Regions from separate parts of the Homo sapiens genome. Here region 2 is linked to region 1. A link is a contact called in ENCODE Hi-C or POLR2A ChIA-PET data. All regions are on one chromosome and are shown on one strand. The core of a region is the stretch at or near the end of the contact, and the rest is flanking DNA. Distances in the headings are between cores, read along the strand shown. Region 1 holds the start of APOBEC3H (apolipoprotein B mRNA editing enzyme catalytic subunit 3H). Region 2 holds the start of CBX7 (chromobox 7).

Region 1 (3,859 bases), core at 465-2,964:
CCTCCCAAAGTGCTGGGATTATAGGCGTGAGCCACCGCGCCCCGCCAGGATTGTGACCCATGCGCTCACCTCCTGTCTCCCCGAGGGCCTGAGCTCCTTTTCTTTGGCCTGTCTGATTGATGGTTGCCCATCTACTTTCTATTCTGCTTTCTGGAAAACCCCTGAGCATTTCAAGCCTCCAAGTCCTGAGAATTTCTGCAGCTTTCCCAAGCAGGAAGACCAGGGAGAGGAGAAGAGAAGGAGATGCTGGCAGGGGCAGCAGGGCCGGGGTGACCTCTCCCAGCTCAGGGCCCTAGCTCTGGTCTTTCCAGGGATGGATCTCCCATCCTCCCAGTATTTCTGCCACCCATCCTCTAACCCATTAAAAATAAGAAAAGTGAATAAAATTCTCCCCTTCAAAATAAGAGCTCTTAATATTTCAGTTCAATTAATTCCTGGCATTTTACCTATTCATGTTATTTTATTTTATTTTTTTAGTTTTAGTAGATAAGGGGGTCTCCCTGTGTTGCCCAGGCTGGTTTGGAACTCCTGGCCTTTAGTGATGATCCTCCCCTCTCAGCTTCCCAAAGTGTTGGGATTACAGGCATGAGCCATTTTGCCTGGCCAGGCAGGAAAATGGCGTGAACCCAGGAGGTGGAGCTTGTAGTGAGCCGAGATTGCGCTCCAGCCTGGGCAACAGACTGAGACACCCCTTCTCAAAAAAACAAAACGAAACAAAAAATCAGGGTAGCACTTCCATCCCCAGGCCCAGGCCACTCTTCTAAGTGCTGAGAGGATCTGAGCTCACGTGAGGCTGCCCTAGGCCTGCAGGGGCCATTCTCATCTTACAGAGGAGGGGCCAGAGGTGCAGAGAGGTGGGGTAACCTGCCCAGGCCATGGAGCTGGGCCACTTTCCTGGCCAGCCCTGCCAGCCTCTGCATCACGGGCCCTGCAGGAGGGAGCCTTTGGGAACCAGGCTCTCTTCTTCCTAAATTTTAAAATAAAAGCATTTCTCCTGATCATTGAGTTTTTCCGTATATTCCGTGTTACTGGTGTCATTATAAACGGTGAATGTGAATACTGATCATGGAGGAGGAGTGTGTGTTCAGGGTCATCTGCATCCTCCTCTGCCCACAGTGGAGACATCCTTGGAAGAGATGATTTGCCTTGTGCTTCAGAGATCATTGCCTCCCCACACCCTCTCCTAAGACTTTGTATTGAAACAAAGTAATCTTACACAAAGTTCATCAAAGCACTGTGAACAAAATTCCAGATTGCTCCCATCATCCTTTAGTTCAGTTCTCCCAGTTCCAGAGCCCAGGAATGGCAGGAAGCACACAGAGAGAGCACCCTCCCAAGGTGGGGAGCACTAGCCCAGCCATGACTCTTAGGGGAGAGTCTCAGCAGGGGTCTTGGGCTGGTGCAGGCCGGGGAGGCGGCCCGTTCAGAAGCAGCAGTGGGGTGACCACACAGCAGGGCAAAGAGCCTGGGTGGGAGTGGGGATGGCAGGGGAGCCAGAGGAGAAGGAGCCCAGGGCTGGGGCTGGGGCAGCGGGAGGCCAGGGCTGAGGCACAGAAGGGCTGCCAGGCAGGAAGTGGCAGCAGAGGGCCCAGTGGACAGAGTGGGCGGCAGTACCTGATCTGTGCTTCTGGCCACAGCTTCCTTAGCAGACTTGCCCCTGCTTGTCTGAGGCACTAAGTTTCACTTTTGGCAGCTCTCCCAAAAGTCACAAAAGGTCAGCTCTCCCAAAAGTCACAAAAAGTCACTGCTTGATGAGGGTGGCTCCACCCTCTTCCTTTTGTGGGACTGGAGTGGGAGGGCCCTGGGGTGCTTCAGATCCCTCAGGCTCCTTTCTTTCTCTATTTCCTCGGGCTTGGCAGGGGAAGTCTGATGGAGGTGGCTCACCTCCCATCCTCCCACCCCCAATTCCCTCTCCAGGTACAGCCAGACTCAACTCCCTCCCCAGGTATAGTTTACAAAAGAACAAAGGCCAGATGCGGTGGCTCACACCTGTAATCCGAACACTTTGGGAGGCTGAGGTGGGCAAATTACAAGGTAAGGAGATGAAGACCATCCTGGCCAACATGGTGAAACCCCGTCTCTGCTAAAATACAAAAAATTAGCCAGGTTTGGTGGCCTGCGCCTGTAGTTCCAGCTGCTTGGGAGGCTGAGGCAGGGAAATTGCTTGAACCTTGGAGGCAGAGGTTGCAGTGAGCCGACGTCGCACCACTGCACTCCACCCTGGCAACAGAACGAGACCCTGTCTCAAAAAATAAATAAATAAATAAAAATAAAAAAGAAAGAAAAAAGAAAGGAATTGATGGCTGGTCACGGTGCCTGTTATCCCAGCACTTTGGGAGGCTGAGGCAGGTGGATTGCCTGAAGTCAGGAGTTCAAAATCAACCTGGCCAACCGCACTCCAGCCTGGGCAATAAGAACAAAACTCCGTCTCAAAAACTAAACTAAACTAAAATAAATGAAAGGAATAGAAGCCACAGAAAGGAGCAGGGATCCAGACCAGGGCTGACACCATAGACCAGATGCCACTCCCCTGGTGGACAGGGCAGGCTGCAGCCCCCTCCCCACCACCCCACTGACCTTTGGCATTCAGCCTCCTGGCAGGACCCTGAGCCTGATGTGAAATGAGCACTGGGGTCAGGCTCAGGACTGCATCTCCAGCGGATCCAGTGCCCATTATCTAGCCCAGTCCCCAGATAGCACTGGGAGGGGAGGGCAGTGATCCTGACAGTCAGAGGAGGTCCCAAGCACAGAGAGGCTAAGATACTGTCCCCACGTCACACAGCAAATCAACAGCAGAGCTGGAGTGCTGGCCAGGACTTCCTGTGTCCCTTCTCCCCCACAGCTAGCTACTTTGAGGTTCTTCATTGCTCCATGGAAAGGAGCAGGAGAGGAGACACGAGGGAGGGGACTTACTGCTCCTAAAGGGCCTCCCAGGTCAGAGATGAAGGACCTGGACTTCACATTTGCATTCTGGAACCCATGTCCTCGTCTTCATGCATATCAACCAACACCCTTCAGATCATAAACACCAAAGAGCCAGGCCAGGTGCTGTGGCTCACGCCTGTAATCCCAGCACTTCGGGAGGCTCAGGCAGGCTGATGACCTGAGGTCAGGAGTTCGAGACCAGCCTGGGCAACACGGTGAAACCTCGTCTCTACTAAAAATACAAAAATTAGCCAGGCGTGGTGGCGGGCATCTGTAATCCCAGCTACTCAGGAGTCTGAAGCAGGGGAATCATTCGAACCTGGGAGGCAGAGGTTGCAGCGAGCCGAGATTGTGCCACTGCACTCTAGCCTGGTCGACAAGAACGGGACTCTGTCTAAAAGAAAAGAAAAAGAAAAACCAAAGAACCCCTAGGAAAGTTGAATCCCAAGGGCGAGGACTAGGGGCAGTCACTGCGGAGTCTAGGTTCCACACCAAGGAGTCCCATTGAACCTTGCCCAGCTTGTCCCTCCATATCCTCCCGCCCTGCACACCCTGACAGCCCTCTAGACCCTGCATGGCCCCTGGGGTCACAGGAGCTTGGGTGAGAATTTAGAAGGTTCCTGGGAATGGCATCCCCTCCACCCTATCTGTCCTAAATGTTGGGGCTACAGTCCATGGAAGATTCCAGAATGAGCGGGGTCCTGCCAGGAGAGACATCAGATCTGCACACTGTAGTGCTGGTTAATCACAGAGCTGAGTCTCCCAGGCTGAGAAGCAGGGAGGATGGAAAGGAAGGCGGAACCCTTTCCTGGTCCTTCCCACAGGCAGCATTCCCACTACTCCTCCAGTGAATTCCTGCAGCAGAGACCCTGTGGTGTCTAGGACGGGCCTGTGCTTAGGTGTTATCTCCAGGAGGACGGGAGGTTAGGCTGGC
Region 2 (3,859 bases), core at 950-3,449, 55 kb before region 1:
CTTCTTCTCCTACCACTTATGGAGGGGTGAGTGTTAAGATCTCCCACTATAATTGTGGATTTGTCTATCTCTCCATCTAGCTGTCTTCTTCATGTTTCTTATATTTTAAGATGATTTGCATACAAATGTGAAATTGTTCTATTTTTCTGGTGAATTGGACACTTTTCATTATGAAATGACCTTATTTATCTCTAGTGATGTTTTTCCCTCGATATTAAAATAACTGCACCAGCCTTCTTTTCGTTAGCATTTGCGTGGTATTTTCCCCCCATGTGTTTACTTTTGACCATCACTAGCTTTATGTTTTGGAAGTGTCTCTTGTGGGTTTCTCTTGTAAACTGCATCTAGCTATTTATGCATTCTGATAATCTTTGTATTTTAACTGCAATATTTAGTTGCATTTATTGAATCACAAAATATTCGAATTTATAGCTATCGTCTATTTGTCCCCTCCCTGCCCCGTCTTGTATTTATTTTTCTCTCCATTCTTGCCTGCTTTACAGTTGTTTGGGTTGGTTTAATCATTCTTTTTCCTCCTCCAATAATTTGGATAACTATACACAGTATTTCCAGTCCTACAGTGTTTATCCCAGTAATGACAATCTGGATTCTTAAATTCGTCAAAGTGTATTTGGTATCTATCTTCACCTTCCTCCTGAAGAATATAAGGATCTTAGAACACTTTAACTCCATTCACCCAAGTAAATGCCATCACTGTTGTGTATTTTAAATCTGTTTTTATCCAGAAGTCATTGTTATTGTTTCACACTATCGCTGTTCTTCATTTTTCTTTATTCCCAGTTGCATCAGACCTCCGTCTGGGATCATCTTTTTCCTGCCTGAAGTTCCAGCTTTGGAATCTCCCTCCGGAGGGTCTACCAGTGGCAAACTCTTAAGTTTTTGTATTTGTAAGTGCTATGATTTCACCTACGTTCTGGATACATGTGCCTCATACTGGGTACATAATTCTTGAAATACATTTTCACTGAATATATAATTCTAAGATGATGGTTATTTTCTCTCTGGCTTTGTTGCTCTTGATGAAAAGTCAGGTGTGAATCTATTATTCTCTTTTTCTATGTGCCAGAAAGAGGTGTTGGATTTTATTGTGAGGGAAATAGGGAGGAAAATTTTTAAGCACAGGGTGACCCCGTCAGATCTGCATTTTAGAAGCACACTCTGGCACTGTGTGGCTGAGATCGGAGGGAGGGCAGCTCCGCGAGGTCTCTGCTGTGGTCCAGAGAAAAGACGGGGCGAACCTGGGAGGTGGGTGCGGTGAGGGCAGGCAGACCCGAGTCCCCGAGGGGATGCCGGAGCGACAGAAGTTGGGGTCAGTACAGGAAGGAGCAGGGACGACGCCGGGCTCCCAGTGAGGAATGGAGGCGCGTTAGCGAAAAAGGAAGGGGGGTGGGGAATCAAGAGTTCGTCTCGTGCCACAAATGGTTGAGCCCCCACTAAGCACCTAGCGCCCAGTACACGCGGGTTTGGGGAAGGCTGGGGCAGCGCGGCGGCAAAATCCGTCCCCGGGGGACCTCAGCTCCACCGCGGCCGCTCCTGCCGCGAACGAGGGCCCGGCCCGGGAGCCCTCGAGGCAGCGCCCGCGTCTGACCCGTGCGTCTGGGCACCGACCACCGAGGGTCGGGTGGATGGACAAATGGAAGGGCGGATGGAGGGGTGGGTGGACGGACGTGGAGACACTGGCCAAACTGCGCCGCGGAGAAGGCCGGATTAGGGAGACCTCGGCCCTGCGACGTCCGGACACGGTGGGAAGCCTTTTGGGTCCCGGCTCTCCTGCAACTCGAGGGGCTGCGCCTCGGGCCCAGTCTCCTCCGCTGCGGGAGGTGAGCAAATGGCCTCCCCGCTCTGAGCCTTGACTTTGTCGTCGGCTCCACTGGGCCCTGCCACTTCGGCCCCTGGCAGTCACCGGGAGGCTATGAGGCGCCCGCCTGGGTATTAAGGATCACGTCCCGCCCCGGCGTCACAGCAAGACGGGGCGCGCGAGCCTCCGCCCCGCCCCAGCCGGTGACCGAGCCAAATAAGTCCCACGGCAGCGCTCGCGGCTCGCGGCCCGCGGCCCAATCGCAACCCGCGGGGGCGGGCCCCGGGGGCGGGGTTCCGATGGGGGCGGGGCTCGGGGGCGGAGCTGACCCTCAGGGCGCGAGCCGAGCCCGCGGCCGTTCCGCGCGCTCCCGCCCCGCCCCCTCCTTGCGCGCGCTCGCTCGCTGGCGCCGAGGAAAACGTTGCGCAGGTTCAAAAATGGAACGTCGGCGGCGTGAGGGAGCGCGAGGGGGTGTGCGCGCGTGCGCGTGCGCGTGCGCGCCCGGACGAGGGTGACGGGGACCCCGCCAGCCCCAGCATCGCGCGCCGCAGCCGCGGCCCCGCAGCTCCGCCCCCGGCCCGGCCCGGCCCCGGGCCCGCTCGCCCGCCGCCCCGCATGGAGCTGTCAGCCATCGGCGAGCAGGTGTTCGCCGTGGAGAGCATCCGGAAGAAGCGCGTGCGGAAGGTGAGGCTGCCCGGGGGCGGCTCCCAGGACCCCAGTGGGGTCCCTCCCGTCCCCAGCACCGCTCCCTCCACGCTGGGGCTGAAGGGGAAAGCGGGGCGCGGGGGCCCCGGCAGCCCTGCGCTGCTGGGCCCGTCTCCCCAGCCCGTGCCTCAGTTTCCCTGCCACCGTGTAGGGCGAGTAGAACAAAAGTTGTCGCTCCAGGATGCTAGTGGCGGCCGAGCCTGCCTGAGCTGGAGATTAGGATCGGACGTAGGGATCCTCAGCGCCATCCCACCTCGCTCCCCTTTTATTGTAAATATGGGGAGACTGAGGCCCAAGTTGAAAGGACTTGCCTAGCGCGTTATGGTCAGAGCTGGGTTTTGAACTCGGGACTCTGGACGCTTGGCACCAAATCCTTTCAAGTTGTAAGTGGAGCTTTGGAAAAGTCTCCTCCGGCCTCTGAAGTTTTTCCTGCTGGACTTTGGCCTTTTCCGATCCTGCCCCCTCTACGCCACCCGAGCACATCCCTATTCCCCGCCCCCACCCCCACCTCAACTCCTAGCCCAGGCCAGGGCTCTGAAGCCCGCCCCCTGCGCTGGGGCATCCCCTAGTCTCCTACCCCATCTGCCTTCTTCAAAACATACACCCTGCAATTTAAGGAGGTGTCTGTTCTGCTGGTTTCAGAACCCCACACTTTGGGGCTAGACTTTGTCCGGGCCTGGCGTCTACACCTCCCGTGCACTTGTTTGGCGAGGGGGCTCGCCTAAGGCTGGGGAAATCCTTGGGGAGAAGTTCCTTTCCTGGTACGCACTACTGTCCTTCCTTTGTCTCCTCCTCCCTGCAGCCCTTTGGGAGGCTCCAGGCCGACTGGGAGGGGCCTTAGGGGGTCACCTCCTCCCATTTAACAGAGACAAAAACTGAGGCCCAGGCAGAGGAAGTGACCTGCTCAAGGTCACCGAGCAAGTTAGATAGGGAGGTAGAGCAGGAGCTCAACTGGGCTGATTGGCAGCCCATCTTCTTTCTCCATAGAGAAAACTCAGTCCTGGCATCTCGGGCCAAGGGTGAAGGTCAAGGTGGTCAGGAGCATCTTTTCTTCCTCCAGCTGTGCTTGGGGTTTTACTCTTCTGATTGAGGCAGCTGTTCCTCCTCCTTCTCCTTTTTCCTAGGGTTTTCTCCACTTAAAAGAGAATTGATTTATTCCACAAAGCTCAGTGCTTTTCGTGCTGTGTAGCCTGAAGCAGGCACAGCACTAACTCCCTCTACGATGGAGCCCGCAGGGTAGCACAAGAGGGCGAGATCATCATTCCTTCGGCCAGTCACTCAAAATATTTATTGAGGGTTGGTCAGGTACCAGGCACCAGTCTAAGCCCCAGGGAT

What was found. Hi-C counts contacts between places; a loop is a spot of excess contacts on that map. ChIA-PET counts read pairs that join two places held with the same protein, here RNA polymerase II (POLR2A). Pooled maps may share reads with other maps.
Region 2: a loop to region 1 is called in a pooled map, with 2.7 times the contacts of the local background. The contact joins the promoter of CBX7 here to the promoter of APOBEC3H in region 1. A Hi-C loop is called at or near these places in 1 of 168 maps with a recorded cell type or tissue (CD8-positive, alpha-beta T cell), 3 of 37 single-sample maps with no recorded cell type and 12 of 50 pooled maps. POLR2A ChIA-PET finds 5 or more read pairs at or near these places in 11 of 52 experiments (B cell, CD4-positive, alpha-beta memory T cell, GM12878 and 8 more).

The regions. Positions count from the first base shown.
Region 1 is chr22:39,095,099-39,098,957 of GRCh38, reverse strand. APOBEC3H (apolipoprotein B mRNA editing enzyme catalytic subunit 3H) reads right to left here and starts at 1,714. Exons shown (of 5, transcript NM_181773.5): 1 at 1,615-1,714. RefSeq lists enhancers at 296-1,182, 1,513-1,852, 1,183-2,070, 1,393-2,592.
Region 2 is chr22:39,151,020-39,154,878 of GRCh38, reverse strand. It overlaps CBX7 (chromobox 7), which reads left to right and starts at 2,199. Exons shown (of 6, transcript NM_175709.5): 1 at 2,199-2,503. The coding sequence starts at 2,435. RefSeq lists silencers at 1,893-2,462, 2,533-2,582 and an enhancer at 2,040-2,621.